Regions from separate parts of the Homo sapiens genome. Here regions 2, 3, 4, 5, 6 and 7 are each linked to region 1. The links are chromatin loops, found by intact Hi-C in ENCODE. Cell type or tissue: sigmoid colon. All regions are shown on one strand. Region 1 has its middle 200 kb from the start of SORL1-AS1. Region 2 has its middle 270 kb from the start of SORL1-AS1. Region 3 has its middle 290 kb from the start of SORL1-AS1. Region 4 has its middle 290 kb from the start of MIR125B1. Region 5 overlaps MIR100HG (mir-100-let-7a-2-mir-125b-1 cluster host gene). Region 6 has its middle 54 kb from the start of TRK-TTT2-1. Region 7 has its middle 79 kb from the start of MIR125B1.

The links. Hi-C counts contacts between places; a loop is a spot of excess contacts. Peaks named below come from ENCODE experiments on the same cell type or tissue, not always from the same donor. Only the 100,000 strongest peaks of a DNase experiment are listed, where the experiment ranks them.
Region 2: it touches region 1 in a loop (9-fold over the local background); 18 of 110 quality-filtered maps call a loop at or near these places.
Region 3: a loop joins it to region 1, with 4 times the contacts of the local background. A loop is called at or near these places in 16 of 110 quality-filtered maps.
Region 4: a loop joins it to region 1, with 4 times the contacts of the local background. A loop is called at or near these places in 4 of 110 quality-filtered maps.
Region 5: it touches region 1 in a loop (7-fold over the local background); 98 of 110 quality-filtered maps call a loop at or near these places.
Region 6: a loop joins it to region 1, with 11 times the contacts of the local background. A loop is called at or near these places in 91 of 110 quality-filtered maps.
Region 7: it touches region 1 in a loop (2.8-fold over the local background); 40 of 110 quality-filtered maps call a loop at or near these places.

The regions. Positions count from the first base shown.
Region 1 is chr11:121,653,726-121,657,725 of GRCh38, forward strand. No RefSeq gene overlaps it. Among named protein-coding and RNA genes, the nearest start is that of SORL1-AS1, 200 kb to the left of the region's middle. RefSeq lists an enhancer at 2,112-2,321. In sigmoid colon, CTCF peaks have their summits at 1,901 (motif pointing right) and 2,439; DNase peaks (open chromatin) are centred at 2,026, 2,416 and 3,156; H3K4me3 peaks cover 2,046 bases; H3K27ac peaks cover 1,623 bases.
Region 2 is chr11:121,720,646-121,724,645 of GRCh38, forward strand. No RefSeq gene overlaps it. Among named protein-coding and RNA genes, the nearest start is that of SORL1-AS1, 270 kb to the left of the region's middle. In sigmoid colon, no CTCF peak of the experiment used is centred here; DNase peaks (open chromatin) are centred at 1,496, 1,926 and 2,866; H3K4me3 peaks cover 1,959 bases; H3K27ac peaks cover 359 bases.
Region 3 is chr11:121,740,560-121,744,559 of GRCh38, forward strand. No RefSeq gene overlaps it. Among named protein-coding and RNA genes, the nearest start is that of SORL1-AS1, 290 kb to the left of the region's middle. In sigmoid colon, no CTCF peak of the experiment used is centred here; DNase peaks (open chromatin) are centred at 942 and 1,632; H3K4me3 peaks cover 651 bases; H3K27ac peaks cover 426 bases.
Region 4 is chr11:121,810,134-121,814,133 of GRCh38, forward strand. No RefSeq gene overlaps it. Among named protein-coding and RNA genes, the nearest start is that of MIR125B1, 290 kb to the right of the region's middle. In sigmoid colon, no CTCF peak of the experiment used is centred here; no DNase peak of the experiment used is centred here.
Region 5 is chr11:122,201,104-122,205,103 of GRCh38, forward strand. All of the region lies in intron 2 of MIR100HG (mir-100-let-7a-2-mir-125b-1 cluster host gene), which reads right to left. Among named protein-coding and RNA genes, the nearest start is that of MIR100, 51 kb to the left of the region's middle. RefSeq lists an enhancer at 2,077-2,286. In sigmoid colon, CTCF peaks have their summits at 2,012 (motif pointing left) and 2,163; DNase peaks (open chromatin) are centred at 1,668 and 2,028; H3K4me3 peaks cover 1,956 bases; H3K27ac peaks cover 542 bases.
Region 6 is chr11:122,504,390-122,508,389 of GRCh38, forward strand. No RefSeq gene overlaps it. Among named protein-coding and RNA genes, the nearest start is that of TRK-TTT2-1, 54 kb to the right of the region's middle. RefSeq lists a silencer at 1,443-1,502. In sigmoid colon, CTCF peaks have their summits at 1,539 (motif pointing left) and 1,740; a DNase peak (open chromatin) is centred at 1,532.
Region 7 is chr11:122,019,094-122,023,093 of GRCh38, forward strand. No RefSeq gene overlaps it. Among named protein-coding and RNA genes, the nearest start is that of MIR125B1, 79 kb to the right of the region's middle. In sigmoid colon, a CTCF peak has its summit at 2,024 (motif pointing right); no DNase peak of the experiment used is centred here.

The DNA of each region.
Region 1 (4,000 bases):
TGCAGCATGAAAAATTTCAGCCCTCAATAGATTCAAACACAGACCTGTTGCAAAACCAGATAGAAATGAGGAAAACTGTCAAGAAGAGTCCAGAAAAGAAATACGGGTCAGTGACAAGGTTTCCTCAGTTTATAAAACAAAGAAAATTCATCAGAACTCTCCACATCAGCCCAATACCAAACCAGATTAAAGTGCTGTCTCATGTTCTAATCTTCTGAGGCCTGAAACAAAAAGTGAAGTTGATTGTGTTGATTCGCATGGCTCCCCTGAACTAGTAATCTTTCAACATCAGAGCGGAGCAGGTGACTGACCAACGGACTTGTAGATGGCTTTGGGGATTTGTTTGCGCCCTCATAATTTGAGAACGTGAGTCCTGTGGGAACGGATGTGGCCACTGGGGATATAGCTGGTGGCAAGCTCTGTGAGGATCGGGATGGTTCTTACATTTTTTGTCCAGCTGTAAAATGGGAAGGAGGCTTTTTTCCGACTCATCCCTTAGCGTAAAGTTCCCATTCCCACGCAAATGGCAGCTCTTTCTATACTTATTTGGGAGTGAAATGGAAGAAGGGATGGAATGGAGAGGATCCGTTTCCTTTTTGAACTTGGGAGTTTATAGGTAAGTGGGCAAAAATGAGCCTACGGAAGAGACTAACTTCGGTCCGGATCAGCAGCATTTGCTCTTCTGGGAACCTCAGCTGTGGGCAGCAGAGAGCTGAGGGTGTGTTTGGTAGCTGCGTGTAAAGGGAGGCACTGTGCTTAATGAGGTCTGCAAGCCTCGATCTTTTCATTTGACCCAGGTTTTTCTCCCTTGGATTAACCTCTCTGTGTGTTGTTGGGAAGTACTGTTCATCTGGTTGTAGCTCAGAATTTTGTACCTGGCCCAGAGGAGATTCCTGGGAGTGGAATCTAGGTCCCCACCCAATTCTGATTGTGAGTAATGGATGCCGTTTGGATGGGAACTGTAGAGGATTTATCTTTAACGCCAGAGGGCTGGAGGTCAGAGCTGAAGCAGGTTGATTAAAATCAGTTACTCAGGGGATTTGACTACACAACCCAAAACACAAGCTGGAGGAATCCAGCTTCTTCTCAGAACTGCCCCCAAATACTGAGGAAAGGTAGATTCGAGGTCTGCAATCCTCGCCTTGCTTCTCAACTCAGAGCTGTCATTGTCTCAAACACGCACTTGACACTAAACATACATTTTTCTCTGACATATTTGTATTGTTTTTTAAGCTGTATGACAAATAGTTATGCTGAGTGAGTTCCGGGCACCTAGCAGGCAGGCAGTAAATATTTGCTGTACATCGAAAGAATGCCGTTGGCTTGGCTGTCAGTATGGCTCCGATTCAGAACCATCCCATTGCTGGGTTCTTGAAGCTGGGAGGATTGCACGTTGAAGGGCTGGTCAAGCCCTGCCTGACCAGAAAGGTCTCTGTGAATACTTTGGTCATAGAGACCAGAAAGGTCTCTGTGAATACTGGAACATTCTCAGACATGCCGAGCAAAAGCTACCATCGCAGGCAAGAGGGACGGTGGGGGGAAGTGCAGCTGGGAGTTTTCATAGAGACGTGGTTCCTTTGTTCTGGTAGATTTCAGCCAGAAAGAACAGCAAATTTTTACTGTCTGCAAACCACTAAGGAGCTACTCCCCTCCCCCTTTACCTCCTTCCTTCCCAACCTGGGAATTCATTTGCTGCTTCTCTCTCCTCCTCCTCTGCCCTCGGGCAGTCCTCAGGGACAAAGCTCTTTGTTGTGAACACTCCGAGACAATACGGGATTGCACAGTCCCCAGGGCACAATCGGGGCTGTCCTCCATGGAGAGTGATCGCCCGGGCAGAGACCCCCACCTGTTGATCTCCCCCTTCCCGGGGCGAGTGGCAACCTGCATTGTGCTGGGGACGCACGCGTTTCCACAGCAGGCTCAGCAGATGGTGCTGGTGAGCAAAGCCATTCCCGTCCCTCTCGCGCCCCTCCCCACCGCCAGAGCCTCGCTGGTCTAAAGCAAAAACAGATGTTTTCATCATTTCTGGATCTGGCATGTGACTCGCAGTTCAGCAATGCGCCGACATAACCCAGAGTTGTACGTCCCCATCATCCCCCGCAAAATAAAAATCCTGAACTTAAACGAGCCTTCCTCCTAGGCGAGCCACTGACACATGATCTGTGTAATCCACCCGGCACGTGTTTAATCGGACTCCAACTGCAACTGCCTTTGTAGCCAGCCCCGGCTCTATAATTGGGAAGTTGTCTTTTTTTCAGCGAAGACACGGGACAGCCAGACTAGCTATCTTTACACCAAGGGCTGGGAAGAGGCGCTAGCCTTTTAAAATAGCCCTGGTCTGGCTGGCTGGCGAACCTGTCTGCGTGGGAGCCGGTGAGCGGGGCCAGAGCAAAACAGGAAGGCCGCGGCGGCGCACCCTGTTCCCGGCGCCCTCGGCAGGTGGCAGCATTGGCCCGAGCTGGCCTCTGCCGCTGGCCAGCCCCAAAGCAGGGCCCTTTTACTTTCGGTGGCCTCAAAATTATTAGTTCCAGATGAGTTCTTGCAATTGTAATATTTGGTTTAACCCAATCTGCCCGACTGCGTCAGCGCACGTTCAAATACAGCCGTCTGAAGTCTACCCAGACATCAGAGGCATGTTTCGGGGGTGTCAACATTCCTTACCCTTTGAAAGAATTAAAGCAAAACAAAACAAAACAAAAAAAGGAGGCTGATTTATCCCAAAACGAAAGAAGGGTGAACAGGCGTGGGGCTAGGGTGCCTGAGAGGGAGCGAGCAGTGGACATTCAGGGAAGGCGTAACAATGGAACTTTGTCCAGGAGGCCCGCTAGAGTGGAACTGGATTTATTTGTTGAACTAGAAAGGGACCTCTAGGTTCTTTGAAGGTTAGAGCAAATAAGCAAAACTGGCGTGCATTTGGTTTACCAACAGCAGAGTCCTTCAAGTCACGTAGGCTGCTATTGTCAGACACAAAACGCGTTGTTTCTGGGGCTGGGCCTCTGCTTAACACTTGGCTTGGTGTCCCAGGAAGGGGGCAGTGGAGGAGGGGGCTCCCCATCTTAGCACACAGCTTTTAGGGGCACTCTGAATGTCTGCCAAGGATGTAGACTGGGTTTCCTAAGGACAGCAGCCTAGGCCGCAGAGGACTCGTTTAGAAGACAGGAGCCCTCCTGCAGGCCCTCTGGCGAGTGGACTGGCTGGAGTCGTCAAGTGTCTTGTAAACGGCCCTGCTGTGGTTTTACTGCAACACCGTGGAGCTGGACACGGGGGAGACTAGGGACCCATCCCGGTGGTCTCAGGGTATTACAGATGCATGAGCTGAGGCTAAAAGACTCCCTCTGACCCCCAGGGCAGAGCAGCAAAATGTGCAAAGGGAGCCCAGAAATCCTGCTCCAACCACCAGCCAGGAAAGGGTGTCTCTTCCCTTAGCAGAGATGGAATAACCTGGCCTTGAAAAGACAGCCTCTGTCAAGCAGTCCCCCACACCCCTTCCCCCTGCCTGCACCTCACTTTTAAATCTGTGCTCAAATTCTTCAGTAAGATTCCTGCTAGTCGACTACAGGGAGCCTGACCGTTTCCCTGCAGGTCTCTGGCTCAACATGGTACTGATCAAAAGCTGGCACCAGTCTGGCAGATGCTTTAAGTCCTGCATGTCGGGAGCTAGCGGCTGGTGCTGGCATCAGCCAGCCAGGCAGACAGAGTGGCCATCTTGTTAGATGTGGTTGGGGCCTCGCTCATCACTTACCTGCTGCAGGGGCCACCCCACTGTGTGGAGGAGGCGTAGGAAAGATGGTGGGACCTCCACACATCTGTTCCAATACCTCCAGAGTGTTTAGGGACCCAGACTTCCTGCTATCCTCCTTTCAGTCTGAAAACTACATGTGTCCCTGCAGATTGTTGGGAAAGTGCTGATTGTCTTGGCGGGAGCCTCACCCTGATCCTAGAGGGGACTTGGCCTTGGAGGGAAATAGGCAAATTAGGCATTCAGGTGAGTACAATGGTT
Region 2 (4,000 bases), 67 kb after region 1:
TCTTCAACTTCTCAAATACTCCAAGTTATTTCCCTCCTCAGGGCCTTTGCATATGCTGTTCCTTCTGCCTGGATTGATCTTCACCTCCATGACTATTTCTCATCCCTCAGATCTTAGTTTAAATCTTGCCTTCCATGACCACTCTCCCTAAGTAGGTATTCTCTGTTATTCTCCATTAATTCTTCATAGTGCTTTGAATTTTGTAATTATTCATTCATTTGTTTATTGCCTATCTCCCACTCTAGAATACAAGCTCCATGAATTCAGAGACTAGGTGTATATACCGAATTTCTGAAATAGTGTCTGGCCTATGTTACTTGTTCAATAAAAATCTGCTAAATAAAATGATAAAAAAAAAGATGTTAAATGAAAATATAGCAGAATATTTTAATTTTCTGGAAGTTTGGGAAAGTTTTTCTAACCATGGCATGAAACTTAAAAACCATAAATGTAAAGATTGACAAATCTGACTGTATTAAGTACTGAATATTTCTATAACAGAATTGAAAAACTGTAAATGACCTGGAAAAAATCTTGCAAAATATTAAAGGGAATTTCTTCAAATTAATAAGAAAAGAAAAGCAGACCAATAGAAAAAATAGACACGGTAACTTATAGAATCAAATTGACAAATGGCCACTAAAAATTTTATAAGAAATATGCTCAGCTTCATTCTTTATAAATATCAGTTTTTCATTCTGTTGAATTTGCAGTACCCAGGTCAGGTGTGTATGGAAACAGTTAACTTTCATACACTAATGTCATACACTAACAGTTAACTTCTCTATGTGTCTTATAATTTAGTGTCACATTTTTATTGAATGATTTGGCCATGTCTATTGAAATTTAAAATGTGTCTTCGCTTTAACTCCACACTGTTTTGAATGAGCAATTTTAGAAATTCCTCCTAAAATAATACTTTCACAGTGTGCGACATATGTTGAAATCTGTTTAGTTTGACGTTGTATAAACAAAAACTGGAAACTATCTGATTATTCAATAATGTAATGGTATATCCATACAAAGAAATATAATGCAGCTCTTAAAAAGAACAATGCTACAGATTTATATATTCTGTTTCAGAAAGACATCTTTGATATATGGTGAAAATTAATGGTATGTGTAGTAATTTCCTATTTTTTTAAATAAAAATGCATATATTGATAAATTGCATAAATATGTTCAGATATGCATGGAAAAATAAAGAAATGACTGAAATTCTTAACCATGGCTATTTAGGAAATTTGAGTTTGGAGACTTTCCATTTTATACTATATATGTATATATCTCATATTTCTGTATTGTTTGAATTTTTTTTTACCCACAGCATATACTGTTCTGTAATTAAACAGAGGGCGGGGTGTGTGTGGTGGTGGGGAGAGAGAGAGAGAGAGAGAAAGAAAGAGAGAGAGAGAGTGCGCAATGTGCAGAAGACAAACGATTACTGTTTCATGCATTTTGTCATCAGCGTGGTCAGAGCTGCCCCACTAGGCCTCCTGGAAGGTCAGACACTCGGCCAAGGGTTGACGGGTTCCAGCCCTTCCCCTCTCCTTCTTTACCTCAAGAAAGAGAGGCACTTACTTTAGCATCACATGATTTTACAGGGATCAAATGAAAAAAGGTTGCTAGAAGCCTTTATCAACTATAAAGCTCTTTCAAATACAAGCGGTTATAATCATAATCAAAGTGCACTTCCCATCCCAGGCAGGACTGGCTGGTTACTGCAGAAAACCCTCCCAGTGAGCGCTCGGTGCCAGCAACCTGCAGTCCCCTTTATCCCAAATAGCGCTGGCCCCACCGTCACCCTCCCACCACCCCCTGCTTCTCGGAGGGAGTCCAGCCGGCCTCCTGCCTCCTCACTTCATCCCGGCCCTGACGCAGCCGCTTCCCAGCAGAGCTTGGCTGTTCCTTGAACTTTCAGTGTTGGTTCGATTTCCTCCAGTGGTACCACATGCTGCTGTGCAAACAGAGCACGTGGTCCCGCCAAACAAAGGAACATGTGTGCTGCAAACCATCCCCCTATCACGGGAGCGCAGAGCTCCGCCAGGAGAGGGCCGGGCCTGCGCACTCTAATTTTTCACTGCAGTTTAAACACTCCGTGAGGCTCTCAGGAAGCGGCGGGGGTGGGGGGCGGCCGGAGAGAAGGGGCCCGCGTCTCCGCCGCTTCCATCACCGCCCTGGAAATAGCATCTGAACGCGCACGGCCCGACCAGGCTTCCCCCAAGCTGCTAAGATTTCATTTCACCTCCGACAGGCTTCATGGGGACTCGCTGTTAAAAGATCACTCTCCCGGGATGCTGTCGTGGGGGAGGGGGCCCGGCACTGTATACAGCTGTCAAAACGTCTCCGACAGGAGACGAAGGCACATCTGCACAAGCCTGTCTCAGGCTGCGGGGCACACAGGGAGCGCCTCAAACCTATCAGTGTAATGCCGAGCGGTAATTGCATTAGGATTAGTTATCTCCTGTGCTCTGCTCATTAGCCCGGAGGATGGCTCGCATCCAGCGAGAGGGTGGCACAGGGAGAGGGATGGGATATGCGCCTAACAGGTCGTGATAATGAAAGACTAGCTCTCCTGGAGTTTGCTTCCCCCTCCACCCTCCCCACCCGGCCCCCTACTCTCCGCCTCCCTCTTCCTCTAAACCTCATTTCCTGACTTTTTTTCCTGAAGGTCTTATGAAATGTGCAATTTAGGAAGATTACAATGAAAGAAAAAGAATCGAGACTGGTTGAAGGTGGGGGAGGGATGCTGCAGAGAGCGCGAGGAGGGTTTGCCTGAGTCAAGCGAAGGGAAGGAGGAGGCTGGGACTCTCTGATGCCAAAGCGGGGGCCACAAGAATGCCTGGGTTCTTTTTCTGCCGGAGCTCGTTCCTGACATGTTTTAACTTCCTTCCCTGTGTAATGCCTAAGACCAGGGTGAGATGGAGAGATGACGATTTCCAGGGGATTTGGAGCCGGGGGAGACGCACCTTAGATTGTGTGAACTCTGAGGGCCGCGCCCACTCCGGGTTGAGCTGGTTGAGCTAAACTGACTCCCTGCTCAGCATTCCCACAGCTTTTCCATTACAGAAGCGCCAGAGAGGAGATGTTTGTCTCATGGCTGGTCCGCAGGGAACAGGGACCCAGTCATTTTATTCTTCAGTGCCCCTAGCACACTGTCTGGCATACACAAAGTGCTCAAAAAAAGCATGATGAATAACAGTTTTATTTTTATTTTCACTTTAGAGACAGGATCTCGCTCTGTCTCCTAGGCTGGAGTGCAGGAGCAGGTCTATAGCTCATTGTAACCTTGACTTCCTTGGCCTTCCAAAGTGCTGGGATTACAGGCATGAGCCACCAAGCCAGGCCTCAATAATTTTAGAAAGTCAGGGAGAACATCATCAGTTTCAGGGGCCACCACATACAAAACACGATTTTCAGGCAGACCAACCGATGTACTGGCAATGTGAACAACGTCAGATAATCCAGCTTCTCTAAACTTGTTTTCCTCCTTTGTAAAACAGGAGTAATAATTTACCTCATAATAAATGCTTATTTATATGTCTGTAAATCACCACAAAGTCCACTGAACACATAGTAGGTGCTCAATAGACATTAGTTCCTCCCGTCATCTTGCTTTATTCATCCCTAAAATGGGGATTAAAAAAAAAACTCTTTGATGTCTCAGGAGGAGGTAATTAATGTTCTCTTAACCCATCTGAACGAGCCAATAGAGTACAAAGTTGTTTTATAATTAAGAAATGTATCAAACCCCGTGCAGGACTAATTGCTGTGCAAATTTGATTGAGGCCTGTGAGGACAAGATTGCCTTTAATGGGTTGCAGCGTAGGGGACTATTTAATATTCTTCAGGGAAGTTTCAATACCCAAGTCTCAGCATTGGAGATTGCCTCACCAACCATTAGGAACACCACTCAATGGTTTGGAGTGAATACACCAGGGCTTTGCTTAAATAATTATTTTGAAACTGGAAGGTTTATTGAGGGTTCAGGGTTCAGATT
Region 3 (4,000 bases), 87 kb after region 1:
CATATATTCTGTCCAGTGCTTTTAGTTATACTTAGCAGGAAGAATATGGAAAGTTATGCCCTCTTCATCTTCCTGGAAGCAGAATTATATCCATATATTACATTTATAATAAGAAAAACATACATATTTTAAGGAAACAAAACAAAATGACTTAAATTACAGCTAGAGTCATTTGAGTAAATCAAGACGTGCTTGTCTGATTCAATACAGAGATAATAAAATTGGTGGCCATGGTAGTGAGTAATGATTAAAAATAATAGCCACTTGTTATTGAGCACATGCTATGTGGTTTTTACATATTCTCCATTTGTATTATTCCTTACAGAAAACCTGGGAGGCCAGCATTGTTCACATTTAACAGTGAAGTAAACTGAGAAACAAACAGAAAATTTCCCAATATTATACTACTAATGAGTGAAACAGCAGGGGCTCAAATCCTAGCCTGTCTTAAACCAAAACCCATGCTATTAATCCCTGTGTTTCACTGCCTCTGTAGACTGTCTTTTAGAAGATGGAAGACTGGAGGTACTTAGGTGACATCCTGTGGAGAACAGGAAATGTTTGATGTGACAGCAGTCTCCATTATCTCTGGTTTTGTAGAAAGCACTTAGGGCCTCCTTGAAGGGAACTATTTTTTGCCTACATTACCAAAGGCATTTCTACGGAACTTTTCATTTTATATGATTCCTTAAAACAACCTTGAGATGTAGGTGGAAGCCAGACTCACTGTGAAACAGATGGGGAATCTGTAGCCCAGCAAGGTCAAGTGACTTGTCTAAGACCATATGGCATTTAGTGCTGGAAGGAGACCTGGAAAGCAGGAGCTGGTACGCTTTCCACCAGCTCCCAGGGCTGCGTTCAGCTTGGGCTGTGTACCGTCACTTGGTTCTTACCAAGCAGAGTTCTTTCTAGTTTAGACAGGGCCTGCTGCAGTTAAATCAGGGCCTCTCCTCCAGCAGCCTCCTGGCTTGCACCAATTTGCAGACTGTATCTGATGGAAACCTTATGTGGAACAAAAAAACAAACCTGAAAAGCCAGGCCCATCTCAGTATCTCCATCCGCTGGATAAACATCTCCAAGACAGACGCACAGAGAGGTCAGACTCCCTTTGCCAAGTTTTTAACCTAAAGTTTGGAAGCAGCTTGCATTTTCCATAGAGCAGTAAACTATTTTCATTCCTTTTACAATGAATGACTCCTTATGGGGTGATAATTTACTTTTAACCTCTTTCAGGACCTGATGATTTTGCCTTCTTGCCTGAAAAGAGTTGTGGGTTAAAAGAAAAGTCCCATTTCTTGAAGTTTTCTTCTTTCCTATCTTTCCTTTTCCCCCTTTTGAAAGCCTGCTATGTTTGTTTCAGAGCTTTGGGAGTCTTTGGAGCCTTGCCTCTTTATTTGGAGAGAACTTGGCTCCTTCGTGTTGCCCCCATTCCTCTGCTGAATCTAATCTGACTGTTCTATTTATAATTCTTGAACAAGATGAATCTAGTCTTTGTGTTTCTTTCTGAGCAACAGCGTCCCCTCCCTAGGACTTGAGCCAGTTAACCTCTGTAAGAATCTCTTTAATTTCTCTGCAAATTGCCAGAAAGCCGGCAGCTGAAACCCTATCAGGTCCTGGATCATATCAGACCTGCTTTAAACTGGCACCCTCCTCCATCCTCCAATCTCCTGGGAGCTGATTTAGGAACAGGGCCGTGCAGAGAAATTCCCAGCAGCACTTTGGTGACGCCAGCGCAGTCTGGGAAGTCTGACAGGGAGGGGCCCACTTTCTGGAGGACGGGGAGGCTCTGAGATAGAAACCGTGCCCACTTCGAAGCATGTGTTGGTTCCTCCCAGATCCCTCAAGGTTTATGTATACATTATGTGCTATTTATCCTTAAACCTAGACTCATCATATTATTTTTCCTGGAGACCATCTAGCCGAAACCTCCTGTTTTATAGAGAAAAAATATGGAAACTAAAAGAGTCATACAGCTAGTTTGTCTAAGAGTTAATACTGTAATATAGGTTTCCTACCTTATCCATACCTTCATGAGCTTGTGAAGGCATTATTTTGATTCCGTGGACATGAAACCACTCCAATTAAGTGCATTCTTTTTATATGTTCCCTTTCTTCTACTTCCTTTCTTTATTCCCTGTCTCCCATTCTCCATTGTTACCGAGTTCTCTCTCCTACACCCAGTACAGCTCTCTCTTTTTTGAGGGGTCTCACCAGCCTCACTGGGATGTTAACAACTAAGGTTTGAGAAAGAGATGAGTCTCAGCAGCCCAGGTCTAGAGTGGACAGATCAGTGAGTCCATGGAAACATCTAGAGCTATGAAGGAACTTTCTGAGGTCACACCGCAAGTTAGTGACCAGACCAGGATTAGAGCATGAGATTCTCTTTTTTTCTGTCTGCTGAGTTCTACTCTACTCAAAAGTTCTGCTGCCTCTGTGTGGTTCCCAATTCTGATCTGGGTCTGGCATGTCCATTTAGACAATCTTTTTTTGGTCAGGGTTCTCTCTGACCAACCTGACTTTTAACCTCACATTCATTTGTAATAGAAGAAAGTTAAATCATACCCTTAAATTCAACCACGTTTTAACCTCATTTGCCATGAGTGTCCCGTTAAGACTAAATAACAAAGGGCCAAAATATTTACTTTGAGCTCCATAACATAATTGGTCTTCTTTCCTGTCATGATAAGCTAAGGTGGCCTTACAAGTTTTCAAGGATCAGGAATCAGTGTGCCCCACTGAACACATATAAAAGTATATTTACCCTTTAATTTAAAGCTATTGAGACCCATTTGAATATAACACAAATGCTACTTTAAACCAAGCCCCAGCCAGCCACTAATCTGCTTTGGGTCTGTGGTTTTGCCTTTTCTAAAAGTGTCATATAAATGGTGGGATACAGTATGTTGTCTCTTGCGTCTGGTTTCTTTCATTTAGAATAGTGTTTTAGAGGCTCATCCAGGATATTAAATAAAACATTAGTTTCTTTTTATTGCTGAATGCTATTTCATTTTATGGCTGTACCATTATTTGTTTATCCACTCACCAGTTGACCATTTGGATTGTTTCCAGCTTTAAATTATTACAAATACTGTTGTTATGAACACTTGTGTACACATTTTTGGTTTGATATATATTTTGATGTTCCTTGGGTGGATATATAGAGTGAAATTGCTGAGTTGTATGTTAATTCCATGGTTAACTTTTTAAGAAACTGCCAAACATTTTTCAAAATGGTTGTACCATTTTTATCTCTACCAGGAGTGTATGTATTTTTAAAAGAATGACCACATAATTTGAATAGGCAATTCACTGAAATGGATACGAGTGGCTAATAAAAACATGAAAAGATGCCCAACATCATTAGTAGTCAATAAGAAAATGCAAATAAAATCCACAATGTGATAGCACAAAATACTCAGTAAAATTGCTATAATAAAAAAGATGAACAATACTAAGTGTTGGTGAGGATGAGAAATAACTGTTTCCCTAAGATATTTAGTCACTGATGTGTCTACTCAAGTCTTTAAGTTTTATCCTAGATTCCTGTGTCTACATAGCTTAATGGTCAGTCAATGGTTTGGGTAGAGACTGTGCTTGATTTGGGAAGGCTTTATTCTGTGATGATTGATCTGTGTGTGAGTTGGGAAACCATTTAGGCTTGCAAACAGTTCTGAAGTCTCCCTTGGCTTTTATCTCCAGACTGTCTTGGGTGTCCCTGGCACAAGTCTGTTTCCCAGTCTCAAAAGTATGTGTAAATAGAGTTTATTTTGGCCTTTCTATGGCTTTCTTGTTTCCAAGATCTCCCAATTAAATTTATGGCTGATCAACTATTGCAAATGAAGTTGCAATTTTAAATTAGCAAGCTACTGTGGGTTTTTTCTCCCCATTTATTGCTTATATAATTAACTATTTTTATCTGGAAAAGCCCTGGATTTTTGTTCCTCAAAACACCCCTCCAACCACTATGGTGGCTTGAGCTGGCTTCCTCTGGCAGCAAGAC
Region 4 (4,000 bases), 160 kb after region 1:
TTTGATTATCGGAAAGCCTGATCACTAGAAAAGCAAACTTTCCTTCACAATAATGTCTATATTATGTTACACTTGCTGTGGATTCCCAAGTTTTCATCCCAAACAATTGTCTTGTGCCCAAAGACACGACCAGAATAAATGGCCTGGCTAGAGGCTTCACGCTTTTGCATGGGTGGCCCCCTCTGACTGACGATTCTGTTTTCCTGTCTTTGAGGCTATGGTTTCAAAAATTTAAAACCACCAGACCCAGAAAAGATAAATCTCTCTCAGTTTGCTTCAGAAAATCTAAACTCAATAATATCCACGTTGGTGGCTTCTGGAGAGAGTTACTCATCTGTCTCTCAGAAATGGGCCTTTTGGATCTCACTGACTCACTCTGGGACTGCTAGAGTTTTGCTCTAAGGCAGGGTTCTGAATCAGTGCTTGCCGAGTTTCCTCTTACTGCTCCAGCACATACTCTTCATTTTATTTGTTTTATTTCTCCTCTCTTTTTTTTTCACTTTCATTTTAGGTTCAGGGGTTCATGTGCAGGTTTGTTATATGGGTAAATAAATTGCATGTTGTGAGGATTTGGTGTACACATTATTTTGTCACCCGGGCAATCAGCATAGTACTCGTTTTTCCATCCTCACCCTCCTCCCACCCTCCACCCTCAAGTAGGCACTGGTGTCTGTTGTTGCCTTCTTTGTGTCCATATGTACTCAATGTTTAGCTCCCACTTCTAAGTGAGAACATGTGGTATTTGGTTTTCTGTTCCTGTGTTAGTTTGCTTAGAATAATGGCCTCCAGCTCCACTGATGTTGCTGCAAAGGACATAATCTTATTCTTTTTTATGGCCGCACAGTATTCTATGGTTTATATGAACCACATTTGCTTTATCCAGTCCACCACTGATGGGCATTCAGGATGTTTCCATGTCTTTGCTGTTGTAAATAGTGCTGTGATGAACATATGAATGCATGTGACTTTGCTGTAGAACGATTTATATTTCTTTGGGTATGAGCCTAATAATGGGACTGCTAGGTTAAATGGTAATTGTGTTTTAAGTTCTTTGAGAAATCACCAAACTGCTTTCTGCAATAGCTGAACTAATTTACATTCCCACCAGCGTGTATTCAGTGTTCTTTTTTCTCTTCAATCTTACCATCATCTGTTAATTTTTGACTTTTTAATAATACCCATTCTGGTTGGTGTGAGATTGTATATCTCATTGTGGTTTTGATTTGCATTTTTCTAATAATTAGTGATGTTGGGCATTTTTTCATATGCTTATTGGCCATGTTATGCCTTCTGTAGAAAAGTGTCTCTTCATGTCCTTTGCCCACTTTTTAATACAACTGTTCTTTGCTTATAAATCTGTAAGTTACTTACATATTCTGGATATTAGACCTTTGTTGGATGCATGGTTTGTAAAAATTTTCTCCCATTCTGTCGGTTGTCTGTTTACTCTGTTGATAGTTTCTTTTGTTGGGCAGAAGGTCTTAAGTTTAATTAGATCCCATTTGTCAATTTTGTTTTTGTTTCAATTGTTTTTGGTGTCTTGGGCATGAAATTTTGGCCAGATCTTATGTCCAGAATGGTATTTCCTAGGTTATTGTCCAGGGTTTTTATAGTTTTAGGTGTTACATTTAAACCTTTAATCCATCTTGGGTTGATTTTTATATGTGGTGTAAGGAAGGCGTCCAGTTTCAATTGTCTGCAGATGGCTAGCCAGTTATCCCAGGAACATTTATTGAATAAGGAGTCCTTTCCCCATTGCTAGTTTTTTGTTGATTTTGTCTCAGGTCAGATGGTTATAGATATGCAGCATTATTTCTCAGCTCTCTATTCTGTTCCACTGGTGTGTGTGTGTGTGTGTGTGTGTGTGTGTGTTTACCGGTACCATGCTGTTTTGGTTACTGTAGCCTTATAATATAGTTTGAAGTCAAGTAATGTAATGTCTCCAGCTTTGTTCTTTTTGCTTAGGATTGCCTTGGCCATTCAGGGTCTTTTTTGGTTTCATCTGAATTTTAGAATATTTTTTTCTAATTCTGTGAAGAATGTCATTGGTAGTTTGATAGGAATAGCATTGAATCTGTAAATTGCTTTGAGCGGTATGGCCATTTTAACAATATTGATTTTTCCTATCTATGAACATGGAATGTTTTTCCATTTGTTTGTGTAATCTCTGATTTCTTTGAGCAGTGTTTCATAATTCTCTTTGTAGAGATCTTTTACCTCCTTGGCTATCTGTATTCCTAGGCATTTTATTCTTTTTGTGGCTACTGTGAAGAAAATTAGGTTCTTGATTTGGCCCTTAGCGTGAATACTGTTGGTGTATAGAAATACTACTGATTTTTGTACATTGATTTTGTATCCCGAAACTTTACTAAAGTTGTTTATCAGATAAAGGAGCTTTTGGGCAGAGACTATGAGGTTTTCTAGGCAGAGAATCATATCATCTGCAAACAGGTATAGTTTGACTTCCTCTTCCTGTTTGGATGCCTTTTATTTATTTCCCTGGACTAATTGCTCTGGCTAGGACTTTCAGTATTATGTGGAATAGGAGTGGTGAGAGAGAACCTGCTTGTCTTGTTCCAGTTTTCAAGGGGAATGCTTCCAGCTTTTGCCCATCCAGTATGATGCTGCCTGTGGGTTTTTCATAGATGGCTCTTACTATTTTGAAGTATGCTTCTTTAATGCCTAGTTTGTTGAAGGTTTTTAATATGAAGGGATGTTGAATTTTATTGAAAGCCTTTTCTGGGTCTATTGGGATGATCATATGGTTTTTGTTTTTAGTTCTGTTTATGTGGTGAATTGCATGTATTGATTTGTGTATGTTGAACCAACCTTGCATTCCAGGGATAAAGCCTACTTGATGTTGGTGGATTAGCTTTTTGATGTGCTGCTGGATTTGGTTTGCTAGTATTCTTTTGTATACTCTGCACTTTAAAGCACACCCTATACCTTCCTATATTCTCTTCCTGCCATTCACTTTGGAGGAAATTCGTTTCCTTACCCACTTATTTCCTCAGTTATTAAAATTATATCCATTCTTAAAAGTCCAATTCCAATGACCATTATTTTACTCCAAGTGTAATATGGAGTTCATTTTTCTTTTTTTCTTTTCTTTTCTTTTTTTTTTTTTGAGATGGAGTCTTGCTTTGTCGCCCAGGCTGGAGTGCAGTGGCGCGATCTCGGCTCACTGCAAGCTCTGCCTCCCGGGTTCACATGCCATTCTCCTGCCTCAGCCTCCCGAGTAGCTGGGACTACAGGTGCCCACCACCACGCCTGGCTAATTTTTTTTTGTATTTTTAGTAGAGACAGGGTTTCACTGTGTTAGCCAGGATGGTCTCGATCTCCTGACCTCGTGATCTGCCCATCTCGGCCTCCCAAAGTGCTGGGATTACAGGCATGAGCCACCACACCTGGCCTGGAGTTCATTTTTCATGAAATTTTCCCTGATTCTAAGAAGTTAAATATACAATTCTATAGAAGTATCTTAATTCTTAACATATCATCACTTTCACTGACTTATTTATTTTTCAATGTCAATGTTTCTCATTTTTTGTGTTTACTAGAAACCTTAAATTGTGTCAGTTGTTGAAATGGGGAAGATTTCAGGAAATTGGAGAAAGATCAAAGCTATTAAAGACACTGCAATTAAAGTGAAGTAAAACGAATGAGAAATAAATATAAAAATAACTATTCATCGTTTGATTTAATTTTAGTTTTTTACATTTAGTAAACGTTTGTAAAAAGGGGATTTACAAAGAGTGTTTTGTGTGTGCCTGGTAATGTGTGTGATAGCATGCTGTAAACAATAAAGCATGTTATAAATGATCATTATTAATATTATTGTGTATAGCAGAAGCTCTTTTAACATGCGTCTGTTTAATTGACTTGCCAGATTAGTGAATGTTTTTCATTCCCTCTAAGACATTCTAACTAATGCCCTTAGCAGAGCAAGTACTTATAACTAGCAGGCTACTTTCTAGTAAGCCTGTACAATTATGCTCAG
Region 5 (4,000 bases), 550 kb after region 1:
TGACTATAAAACCTTATAATTATACAGCACTTGGATAGTCAGGAACTGTTGGTGTGTGCAGTATAATCACATGTGCTCCTTACATCTATATTTGGATGCACGAAGGAAGGATGGTAACAGTTTCATTTGACAGATGAGCAAGAGAAGTCAAGTGATTTTCCCACCATCTACATTGCCTTCCCCATACACCACATGGCCTCTGGAACCCGAGCGAAGGGTGAGTGCATCTATAGGCATCAAAGCCAACTTCAGTCTTCGCAGGCAGAATCAACCAGCCAGATCCAGTGTGCAGAACCCAATTTTCATCCAAGACATTTCAAGGAACTAAGTAACAAATGACCCAGACCAAAAACAAACAAACAAACAAAAAAAAAAGCAAACACATTTCAGGCAGTGAATATAGTGATGGGATGATTAACTGATTAACAGAGTCTCTTATTTGCTTCTTCCAAGCATATTTAGTCTGATCATGTGCCTGAGACATGGTGTGACATTTGCTCTGGCAGCAGTGTCCAGGACACAGACAAATCACTCATCAGTCAGGTAGCCAGGCAGACACCATCAATCATTATCTGCATGTTTGAGAAATACAAAACTGTAGCTGAGGTCGGGGAAAAGAACATTTGATGGTGGCTAAAAGGTAAGTATACAAAGATTCCTATTTATCTCCCAAAGAGGTTACTCTAACATGTGCTGTGGAAATAGAGTCATAAATTCTAAATTTTCTCACAGATAGGAGGTTAAGGCTAATATATCTATATAACGTATATGTTATATATTATCTGATTCTTCATATATATATATATATATATATATATATATATATATATATATATCTCCACAGCTCAGTAGGCAAACCCGCTGTTGAGGATAGGAAGAATATATTAACTGATTAATTATTATTAATGCCATCTTTTATTTAACTAGCAATTGTAATCTATTAAGAGCATTCATTCACACTATCTGACTTATTCAACCCTCAGAAAAACCCTGTAGGGCTCATAAGTAATATATTATTATCTTCCTTTTATAGACAAAGGAAAAGGAAACTCAGATATTTCCTTTCTTAAGCTAATCTCACCAGCAAGTGGCAAAGCCTGGACTAGAACACGGAATTTCTGACTCCTATTCCATTACCTAGAGCGACTGTGGAAGAGCCGAAGGAAGAAAGGGAAAGTGTGAAACATGAGTTCCGAGCAGAGAGGACCTGAAAACACACTCAGACCAGAATTCCTTCTAGTTTGGGTTAAAGTCCGGAGTGGGTGTGGCTATACGACACACAACCAGAATGATTAGATTGACTTTCTGGCACACCTACTCACTTTGAATTTTCTTGTGCAACTGAGCCTTTTGTGTCAATCTCCCATCCTCTCCTGCCTTGTGAAGTTTCTGGGGTGGCCGAGTTGGAACCAACTTCAAACCCTCTTATGTCTCTGATTCACTTTCCAAACCCTCCCTCTCCCACTCCGTGGTCAGCCTTTTGTATCACACCCTGCAAACATTTTTTTCTTTTGCGCTCCTTTGGGACTCCTCCCTCTTCTCTCCCTCCATCTCCCAACTCCTCTGCACTGCCTTTCCCCTTTAATCTCTGCTGACCACCTTTTGTGAATGCTCCATCCGCTCCTCCCCCCGTCACGACTGTCCTCTTGCGGGTACCTACCTGTGTGCTCTGCAGCCACACGCACCTCCTGGTTGCCCCTCAGATGTCTTGGTTCTGTCTGTCTGATGTCGCCAGCCTCCACCCGGGGCCTGTGAGCTGTGCATGTCTTCAAGCTCTTTGTTACTATTCCTCCTTAATTTATAATGCTAGGCAAATAACAACACACAATAAAAGATGATATCAGCTGTGTTTCTCGCCTGCAGCCTCCAGAAGTGTTATCTTAGACCCCATCATTGCAACAAAGAAATCTCTCAGTTGAGTGAGTGAAAACCAGTTACAGGACAGGAGGAGAAAACTTCTGCGCTTCCAAAATTCCGCAGCCCCAGCTGCCCTCCGGCGGCTCCCCCTTGTGGGAGATGTGGGGCATAGCAAGGCAGTGCCCAGTTGGGACGGTGCCTGGGTGGGAGGAGGGCGAGAGAAGAGTGCTCGCACTCAGGGATGTGCCCCAGAGGGCGTGGGGTCCGGTTCCGGCCACGAAGAACAGCCTCTGTGTGAGTTGCAGGACTGAGGTCCTCTGCAATTTCTCAGGGAAATACTTCCGGGAGACGCAGTCCTCAGTGCCTGGAGGTCTCTGGGTCCAGGTGAGTGTGGTGTGAGTAATAAGCCTGCATGGCTTACGCGCTGCATGGGAAGTCCTGTATCACAATCACAACGTATCATAAAGTCGGAGGTTCACACAGGGCTGTTCCGAGAGGTAAGGCGTGGTCTCCAGTCTCTGAGTAAAAGACTTGATGGTCCAGTCTCCTGGATTCTCTTGCCACCGTGGACACTTGGCCTTTCGGTCCCTCTAGAGCTCTGGACACATACTGCTCCCCACCTTAGTGAAAACAGACTGTATGTCCAAATAGTATCTTTCTCCAGAGGAACACGGTCTCATTTATACTAACCCACCCTGGCAGATATCACTGTCATCCTCCTCCTCCTCCTCCTCATTTGAGTGTCATACAGCTTCTTTTGCTTACGGTTATTATTGTTTTGTTTTTTAATCTTTATTACTGTAGTGTCTATGTTGCTTATGGAGAAACAGCTCATGAAGTAGCTGTGGTTTTTAACAAATGGAGCTTTATTATTTTATTCCAAGTTCAATCTTCACGTATGGTTCAGTATAGAGCTGCCACCAACATCAGAAAGGTAGTGGAGTTTAATAGAGTCCAGTGGAAATTGGTCTGAGATTTGTTTTGCTGAAATTAAGGACTCCCTTGCCAGGACTGCTGGAAGAGTCAATGAGACAATATGACGTGGCAAAACAAGCTCTAGGCTTCAACAGATCTAGACTCGATACCTATCTCTGCTACTTATTTTATGCTCAATTAACTACTCTCACCTCAGTTTCTTTGTCCATAAAATGGAGTTAACTTAGTTTCACAAGCAAGATCTCACAACTGGTATGATGGCAGAATGAAATAATACGTCACAAACCACATGCTCACCTACAGTTCAGTGGCAGAGCACGGTTGTCATTCTGGAAAGTTTCTTTGTTTGGATTCCAGTAACTGTGCTGATAAATAGAGAGCATCCCACTAGGCCTATTGGTTGTTTCCTCCACGTTTGACATCATGACCAGTTTTCTCCTGCAGACTCGGTCTGGGTCTCTCTGTCTGTGTCACACCCAGCATACTGTTCTCACAGAGGGGGAGCCAATCAATACTCCTTAATGGTGTGGCTCAATGCCCTGTACTGAGGATGATCAGTGAGTGTCACTCCCACTTTTCTCCAGAGACAGGACATAGTCTAGACATACGGTGCAGGAGGAGGTCAGGAACCCTGGGTTCTGATCTTAGCTCCACTTACTAGTGCATTGGAAATGATACTTGAAGTTGCACGAGTCTCTGATTCTGCTGCAGCTACTTTATGAGCTCTTTCTCCATAACTAACATTGGTATTACAGGAATAAAGACAAAAGACAGCAATAACTTTAAGCAAAAGAAGTTGTGTGCCACTTAAATGATGACGATGATGATGAGGAGGAGGATGACAAAGCAGAAGAAAGTATGTCAATGATGATATTGCTATGAACCATAAACTCACTAAATATTTCTCAGACCTATGTTGGGCCTAGGGCTGAATATGAAAGGGTTAAACTGCCCTGAAGATAATTAAGCCCTGTTACAAACTCAAGTTAAAAAAAAACAAACAAAAACAAAAAACAAAACAAAACAAAAAAACAGCCATAAGGATTTAGAGAAATCAAGAAAAGCAGCAAAAACATTCCCTTTCACGCAAACAGATCTAAAACTGAGAACCTTTAGTGACAAGCCCGCTGTGAAAGATGGGATCAAAATCCAGAATTACTTCTACAGGAGTAAGTATCAGAGGGTCTGGAGCATACGTGTCCCCATC
Region 6 (4,000 bases), 850 kb after region 1:
ATTTCCAAAACTCAAATATGTCCAGAAGAACGGTGAACTTAGCTTTTCCTCTTTGGATTTAGGATAGAGTTGTCAGATAAAATACAGGATGTCCAGTTAAATTTGAATTTCAGATAAACAATGAGTATTTTTTTAGTATAATTAGGCCCCATGTAATACTAGAAATTCTAATAGTTCTGCATTTTATTTGCTAAATCTGGGAATCTTAACTTAGGAAGATAATGTTACTCACCCCAGAGCTGTATGAACTTTGGGCAAGGAACTTAATGGATTGAAATCTCCTCATCTCTAAAAATAAAATGTTGTACTACAAAAATTGCAAGTGCATTTTATTTCTAATTCAGCTATGATACAACATCTTTTCATCATGCAAGATTTATCTAGAGGTATAATTACGGGTCATGCAAAGAGTGCCCCATTTGGAGTAAGAAGGATCTGAGTTTGATCCCACCATTAATTAACTATGTGATCTTAGGCAATCAAATTCTTGAAATCTCGGATTCTTTATCTACAAAAATGGGGATAAGGTACTCATTATAAGGGTCAAATTAGTTGATGTGTATAGAAGTGTTTTGGACCTATGTGAAGTCATAAGCAGATTATGACTTACTAGGAAGAAGTTACTCTCAAGCAATGTAAAATGAGTTATTAGCTAAGTTGCATGGTCAGAGATCCGTTCTCCTGTATGACTCAAACCAAGTTTTCAAGCTCAGGTAAGTTCTTAAAAAGGTACCCACAAGTAGTCATTTTACTATCTTTGCTCTTTGTATTTTAGGAGACTTACGGTTCAAGCGTCAGCTCTACACCTCGGTTTCTTCAAATAGCAAATGAGCAAAAATAATACCCACTGCACACATGTATCATGAGAGCTGAGTGTGAAAACATAGAAAACACCTGGCACACAGAGTTTCTCACTAGAAATATCAGTTCCTGCTCTTCTCTATGGTTCTCTTGGATGCCTCAGTTGAAGCCTGCTCTGGGTACAGACCACTGGTGAGTGGGTGTGTTTAAGGCGCGGGCCTCTGTTTCCATTCCCCTTTTCTATGTAGCAGTTCTGTTGTCAGAGCCCAGCAGGACTAGGAAGGCCTCTTCCAATCTCCAGATCTCCCTCTATGAGGGAGCCTGAGATGCCTAACATGTTTTGTATCTTCTGATCTCTAGGGACTCAGAAGACAATAATAACCTTCCCTACCTCAACCAGATTCAAACCAGAAAGTGGCAAGAGAAAAGTCGCCTTGACCCAAAGGGGCATCCAGCCTCTCCCATTTCAGACGCAGGATAATGCAATCCAGACCACATGAAATTTCCCGTATTTGAAGACTGCCTCAGCCCTCTTTGCACCAGGCTTTCCAGCCTCTCTCCCTCTTGCCTCAGACTAAGCTCTCCCTCAACCACATTGTGTGACCAGGCCAATCCTTGGAGACAGAGAGATGTCTGCACTAGGGAACTTCCAAGCTGCCCAGGGGATGATGAATTCACCCCTGGCAGAAGCCAACTTGGAAACGGCATCACGGTGCTTTGTGAACATATCTATGGTGCAACAGTGACCTCCAGTGGCTGAGCCAGGAGGCAACCACTGCCCACACTGTCTCAGGCAACCCTGTCCTCCCGGAGGCTAGCGTACAGGATGATAAGCTCTTCTTGGAACCACTTCCCAGAACACCTATGCACAATATCTTAAAAAAAAAAAAAAAAAAAAAAAAAAAAAAAAAAAAGAGAGAGAGAGCAAAAACATAAGCCCAGAGTTACTCACCAATTGAATCCGACCATGTCACTCCACCACTTAGAAAACGTATGTGGTTAGTAGTCCCTCTATTGATCACAGAATAAAGTCTAAAGTTCTTAGTACCACAGACAGAGTTCTTTAGGATCTGGGTATGACTACCTGTCATTTCCTACAATGTCCTCTTTCATTAATACACACCAGACTTTCCCCTAGTCTCTAAATGGCCTGCTCTATTTTAAGTTGAGCAGTAGAGGGTCCTCTATTTAAATGACCTTCTTCACTTTTCTACTGGTACAATTTTCTTTTCTTTTTTCTTTTCTTTTCTTTCGTGTGTGTGTGTGTGTGTGTGTGTGTGTGTGTGTGTGTCTGTGTGTGTTTGTCAGGGTCTTGCTCTGTCACCAAGGCTGGAGTGTAGTGGCACAATCAAAACTCACTGCAGCCTTGACCTCCTGGGCTCAAGTGATCCTCCCACCTCAGCCTCCTCAATAGCTGGGACGATAGGTGTGCACCACAATACCTGCCTAACTTTTTAAAATCCTTTTTCTTTGGAAGGGTTTCATGTCAAAAATTGCCATCTTAGTGACACTTTCAGTATTATCTCTCCTTACCACTGTAGAATTAATTTTGTTTTCAAAACATACAGCAAGTGGAGTTAAAAACAATCCATTTATTTATTCAAAAAACAATAATAAGACATCTATTATAATGCCAGTCATTGTCCTGGATAGTCAGGATAACAGATAAAAGAGGCATGCTTTCTGACCTCAGAATGCATATAGACTAGTGGAGAATACATAGAGAAATCATTGCCATAAAGTATAGCAAGGAGCTATGTGCAAATTACACAACTGGCTTAAGAATGGAGGTCATCCCTTCAGCCTGTGCAAAAGGCAATTAGAGATCCTGCCCCAACAGTGAGAGGCATTGTCTGGGTCTTGAAGGAGTAGGAGTTAGCCAGGCACTGTAATCCCAGCCACTAGGGAGGTTGAGGCAAGAGGATTGCTTGAGGCCAGTTCTAGATCAGTCTGAACAACATAGCAAGACCCCCATCTCTACAAAAAAATTAAAAATTAGCCCAGTGTGGGGACGAGCACCTGTAGTCCCAGCTACTTGGGAGGCTGAGGCAGGAGGATTGCTTGAGCTCAGGAGTTTGAGGCTGCAGTAAGCTATGATCAAGCCACTGCGCTCCAGCCTGGGTGACTGAGCAAGGCACCATCTCAAGGGGGAAGAAATAAAGGAGCCAGGAAGATAGGATAATTTTAAAAGGGAAAGAAGAAATGAAGCATATTTGAGGCATCAAGTAACTTACACAGAAGCACGAATGTGTTGGAACAAGGGAGTAATCCATCATGGTTGGCACATGCTGCACAGCAGAGAGATATAGAGCTAGAATGCAGACTGGGATCAGAAGGCAGGATCAAGAGTGTAAAATGTTGGTTATGGGAATGAGGAGTCATTAAAGGCTCTTGAATGAAAGCACTATTTAGAAGGAATACGCTGGCACAACTAGCAATAGCACATAAGGAAAGCAAAAAGAAATCAAAATTAGGTTTCTTCCTGTTCTTGGTACTCAGAGTCACTGGGGTGTCAGTCCAATCTAATCTGAGAGGCTAAAGTAAGGTCAGTGAGTGGGTAAACAGACAGGTCAGGCACAGGACATAAACGGAGAAGACCTAAAACACAAGAAGAGCAGTCACTTGGTGTGTAGTTGTGAATAGAAACAAATGCCAAGGCCAGGCACAGTGGCTCACACCTGTAATCCCAGCACTTTGGGAGGCGATGGGGGGTGGATCATTTGAGGCCAGGAGTTTGAGACCAGCCTGGCCAGCATGGTGAAACCCCATCTCTACTAAACATACAAAAATTAGCTGGCTGCGGTGGCTCATGCCTGTAGTCCCAGCTATTCGGGAGGCTGAGGCAGGAGAATCACTTGAACCCAGGAGGCAGAGGTCGCAGTGAGCCAAGATCATACCACTGCACTCCAGCCTGGGTATAGAGTGAGACTCTGTTTCAAAAAAAAAAAAAAAAAAAAGCCAAAGTTTCAGAAAGTAAGAGGTCCAGGTCCAGGTGAAAATGTGGAGAAGTCCCACCTTAGTCTAGTGAACAGCACCTTGCTGGATCATGGTCACTTTGAAAGGGCTGGATCCTGACTGTCAAGGGAGAGGGTCCGATGAAGCTGCTCTAAAAAGTCTATTGTGACCCTGGAGGGCCTTCCCCCAAGGGACCAATGGAACTCCACTCATGATTCAAATATGTGTCCTGAGTATCTGGGAG
Region 7 (4,000 bases), 370 kb after region 1:
AAGAGAACCCTGCCTAATACAATCTTCTACCTTGGCTGCCTCTCTTCCAAATCCACAGTGCTTGCTGGAATGAAGGCACCACAGAGGCAGCCTCCTTCGTTGAGTCCCTGCTCATTGCTGGACAGCAAGCTCTGCCCAGACCCCTCCGTAAAGGAGGGTTTAATCTTCTTTGCCCCATATATTTCATGCTTGTTTCCCCTATCTTCCTCTCACATTATCTCAATAGTAAAATGGTCAGTGCTCCACACACAAACTGATCTGATAACATTTAGTTGAAATGATTAAATTTAGCAAAATATTGGAGTAAAATTATTTAGTTCTGTGATACTATGTGGTTGGATCAAAATGATTTTCATTTCTTTGCTTAGTTCTGTTTTTCTACAGTATCAGGTTACTTAACTCTATCTTGTCAAATATCAGATTTGGGAATGTCAGGATAATAAAAGCAAGTTTTATTATTTCAAGATGGATATTTGGCATTGTGTAGTCATAGCTTATCTGAGATAATATTTTAAGGATTAATATTGGAGCAGAACTAGAAGAAAGACATAGTTATTTAGCATACATGTGACATTTATGTCAAACAAGCATGGATTGAAATAAACCAATTTAATTTCCAAAAGCCCATTGCATTTAGCAGAAAATTTTGCATAATGCATGTAAACCTGTGCCATTGCCCCATAAGTCAAACTCTTCAAATTACTACTGGAGATTTCAATTCAACCCAAGCAAATGCATAGTATATATGTGCTTATATATATGTAAAAATCTGAAGCCTCTGAGACAAAAGTCTTAAGACAATGTAGCAGGTGTCAATTTTTTACCAAGATAATGATGAGAACCCTAAATCAGAATGTTACATACTTAAAACCAATTTGTTTCAGTGGCATATACTCAAGTGTCAAGTATCAAATGCTTATTCAAAGAGAGACCTCATATGTCAGGTTTGTGCAAGACTGTTTCTGTTTATTTTCTTCCTTTAAGTATGCTCTTGTATCCCAAAGTATTTTCTTAAGGCTGAAATTTAGCCATCTGTGGTACAGGAACACAGGACTGGGAAGAACTTGACCCAGTTCCTTCAGGGATTACTTCTTGAACTCCTGAAAACTGTATTTAAAGTGGCTTACAAATGGCTGAGAATTCTTGCTTGATATTTTAAAACCTATGATGGGAATCAGTTTTGGCTTTGAAACCAGGACTTAAGAGTATTAACACTAGGTCCTTCTTCTTAATCACAAGGCAAAAACTGCATGTAAATTTGGTACAACAATGATCGGCCACTTGGAATAAAACTCAAGATGCTGGAAAACATTGATTAGCCTTGAATACCATGTTAAAGGTAGAGTCTTGTTAAGTATACCTACCAATACAGAGCCCTGTAATAGTACCAAACTGTTAAAAGGTAGAGGTGACCATAGAGCCCTCCTCCGTATGGGGAGCTCTGTTACTCTTGGGGTATGGCGTATTATAGTGACTACTGGGTTTCCTTATCAGGAAACTTTGGGTGAAATTTGGCTCTGCCTATATTTGAATCTCAAGCAAGTTACCTTGAGGAGTCAACAACTCTGAGGCTTAATGAACTAAGACAGTGATTCTCAAACTTTTCTGTCTCAGGATTCCTTTATACTCACAAAGTTAGTGAGGACCCCAAAGAACCTTTGTTTATGTACATTGTATCTGTTGATATTTTCCACATTAGACATTAAAACTGAACATTTAAAAATATGTATTCATTTAAAAATAACAATAAACCCACCGTAGACTAACATAAAATATATTTTTATGGAAAAATAACTATATTTTGCAAAAATATTAGAGAGGAGCATTGTTTCACATTTCTGCAAATTTCTTTAGTGTTTAACAGAAGGCAGCTAGAGTTAAGACTGCATTCAATCTGTACTGATATCGTACTTCATGTAGCCTCAGGTAAACACTTCATACTTGAGAGAATGGAAGTGAAAAAGGCACTCATTTTAGTATCACTATGAAAATTGTTTTCACCTCATGGACTGCCTAAAAAAGGGACCACCAGGGGTCCCCACTCCACACTTTGAGAACTACTTTCCTTAGAAATGATACCGAATAATAACAATAATAATAAGCATAGCTAATGTTACTTAAATGCTTGCCCTGTGCTTCTCCCTATTTTAAATGTTTTTTATTATTATCTCACTTAATTCTTCTAGCAACTGAATAAGGTAGATATTATATAGCATTGTCTTTATTCTCCAGATGAGAAAACTGAAGCAGAAGGAAGTTCTGACTTCCCAAGGTCACACAGATCATAAATGATAGAGCGAGGATAGGAGCCCAGGTACAGTGTTGTCATAAAGATCAACAGTATTAGACAACAGTGTGGTGGTGGCAGAGGTGACGGTGGTGATCATACAGTGGCACTGTATGCTATCTAATGTTTAGGAAACACAGGCTATGTAAAATGCTGGGTGCCTTCCATGCATCATCTCATTTTCTCCTCACAACAGATCTAGGATGTACTTTTATTATCATCATCATTTGACAGATAAGGAAACTGAGTCTTTCCTAAGATCATATTTAGTATGTAGGAAAACTATATAAACTCTCTAACTATAAAGTTTTGTTACTACTATAATTAAACATAAAATTATGCTAAGGGCCGTGTGCAGTGACTCACGCCTGTAATCCCAGCATTTTGGGAGGCCAAGGCAGGATGATCACTTGAGGTCAGGAGTTCGAGACCAGCCTGGCCAACATGGTGAAACCCCGTCTCTATTAAAAGTACAAAGATTAGTCGGGTCTGGTGGCAGGTGCCTGTAATCCCAGCTACTTGGGAGGCTGAGGCACAAGAATCACTTGAACCTGGGAGGTGGAGGTTGCAGTAAGCCCAAATCAGGCCACTGCGCTCCAGCCTGGGCAATAGAGCAAGACTCAAACAAACAAACAAACAAACAAAATGATGCTAAGATTAGATGCTGTAATCTGATACCTCATTTAACTGGCATCATAAGATCCAGTTATCTCTGCAGATGTGAATTTCCCAGAGTAGTTCATTTTTACTACTTTGTGGCCCAACTGTTTAAGGTATAACCATAATGATGGAAGAAATCATTATGAGCATCAATTTGGATGCTACGCCTTCCTGTGGAGATGCACTGGAGGCTGTTGAGATGGGAAAGCGTCGATTTCCCGGTCAAATAATTCAAGGATACTCTGCATGCTGTGGCAGTGTTTTCTTTCAGGGTTTGTGTACCTTTCCTGTTTTTACTATCCCCTCCTTATAAATTCAGTAGTATTTTTTTTTTTTTTTTCAGATTTAGCCCTTTTGCCTGATTTTAGCCAACTCTCTTTTTGCTTGCTTGTAAATTATTCCTTCCATTTTGTCCTCTTGGGGAACTAGGCAACCACGTTTGCCTGTACGTATTGCGAGTAAAATAAAGGCAAAACCTATCTGAGTCTATGGACTCTGAATATTTGTTTAGATTGCTCCAAATTCTTCTGCTTACTTCCACTTGATTGGCCTTACTCACACAAATGCAGTTGCTACCTAAGCACTTTCATATAAGTGAGATTTTACCAAGCGATCACAACTTCTGAAAGATGGCGAGTTTTAATGCCATTTACTAGGAGAGTAATTTGCATATGGGCTTTCTTTTCCTGTATTTTTACATTTCAGAGCTCTGCTATTAACTACACTTAAAAAAAATCCTTCAGAGGAAACCAAATATGCCTTGTTCCAATTCCAATAAGGTTGCTTTCAATATTTTGAACTTGTAGTCACGGTTGAGATGACTTAATTTAAAACACATTTGGAAGCGCAACTGAGCCTAACCTATGTAGGTAGCTTCATTATTTTCTTGGAGGGGTTCACTTTCTGTTGTTTTGTTTTTGTCTAAACTCATGGCCCAGCGTTATTTATGTTCTTCTATATCTGAGATGTATCTCTAGTAAAAATAAAATAAAAGGAAAGCCGCTATTGTCAGATTGGAACGAAGTGGTAAAAACAAAAACAGAAAACAAAAAT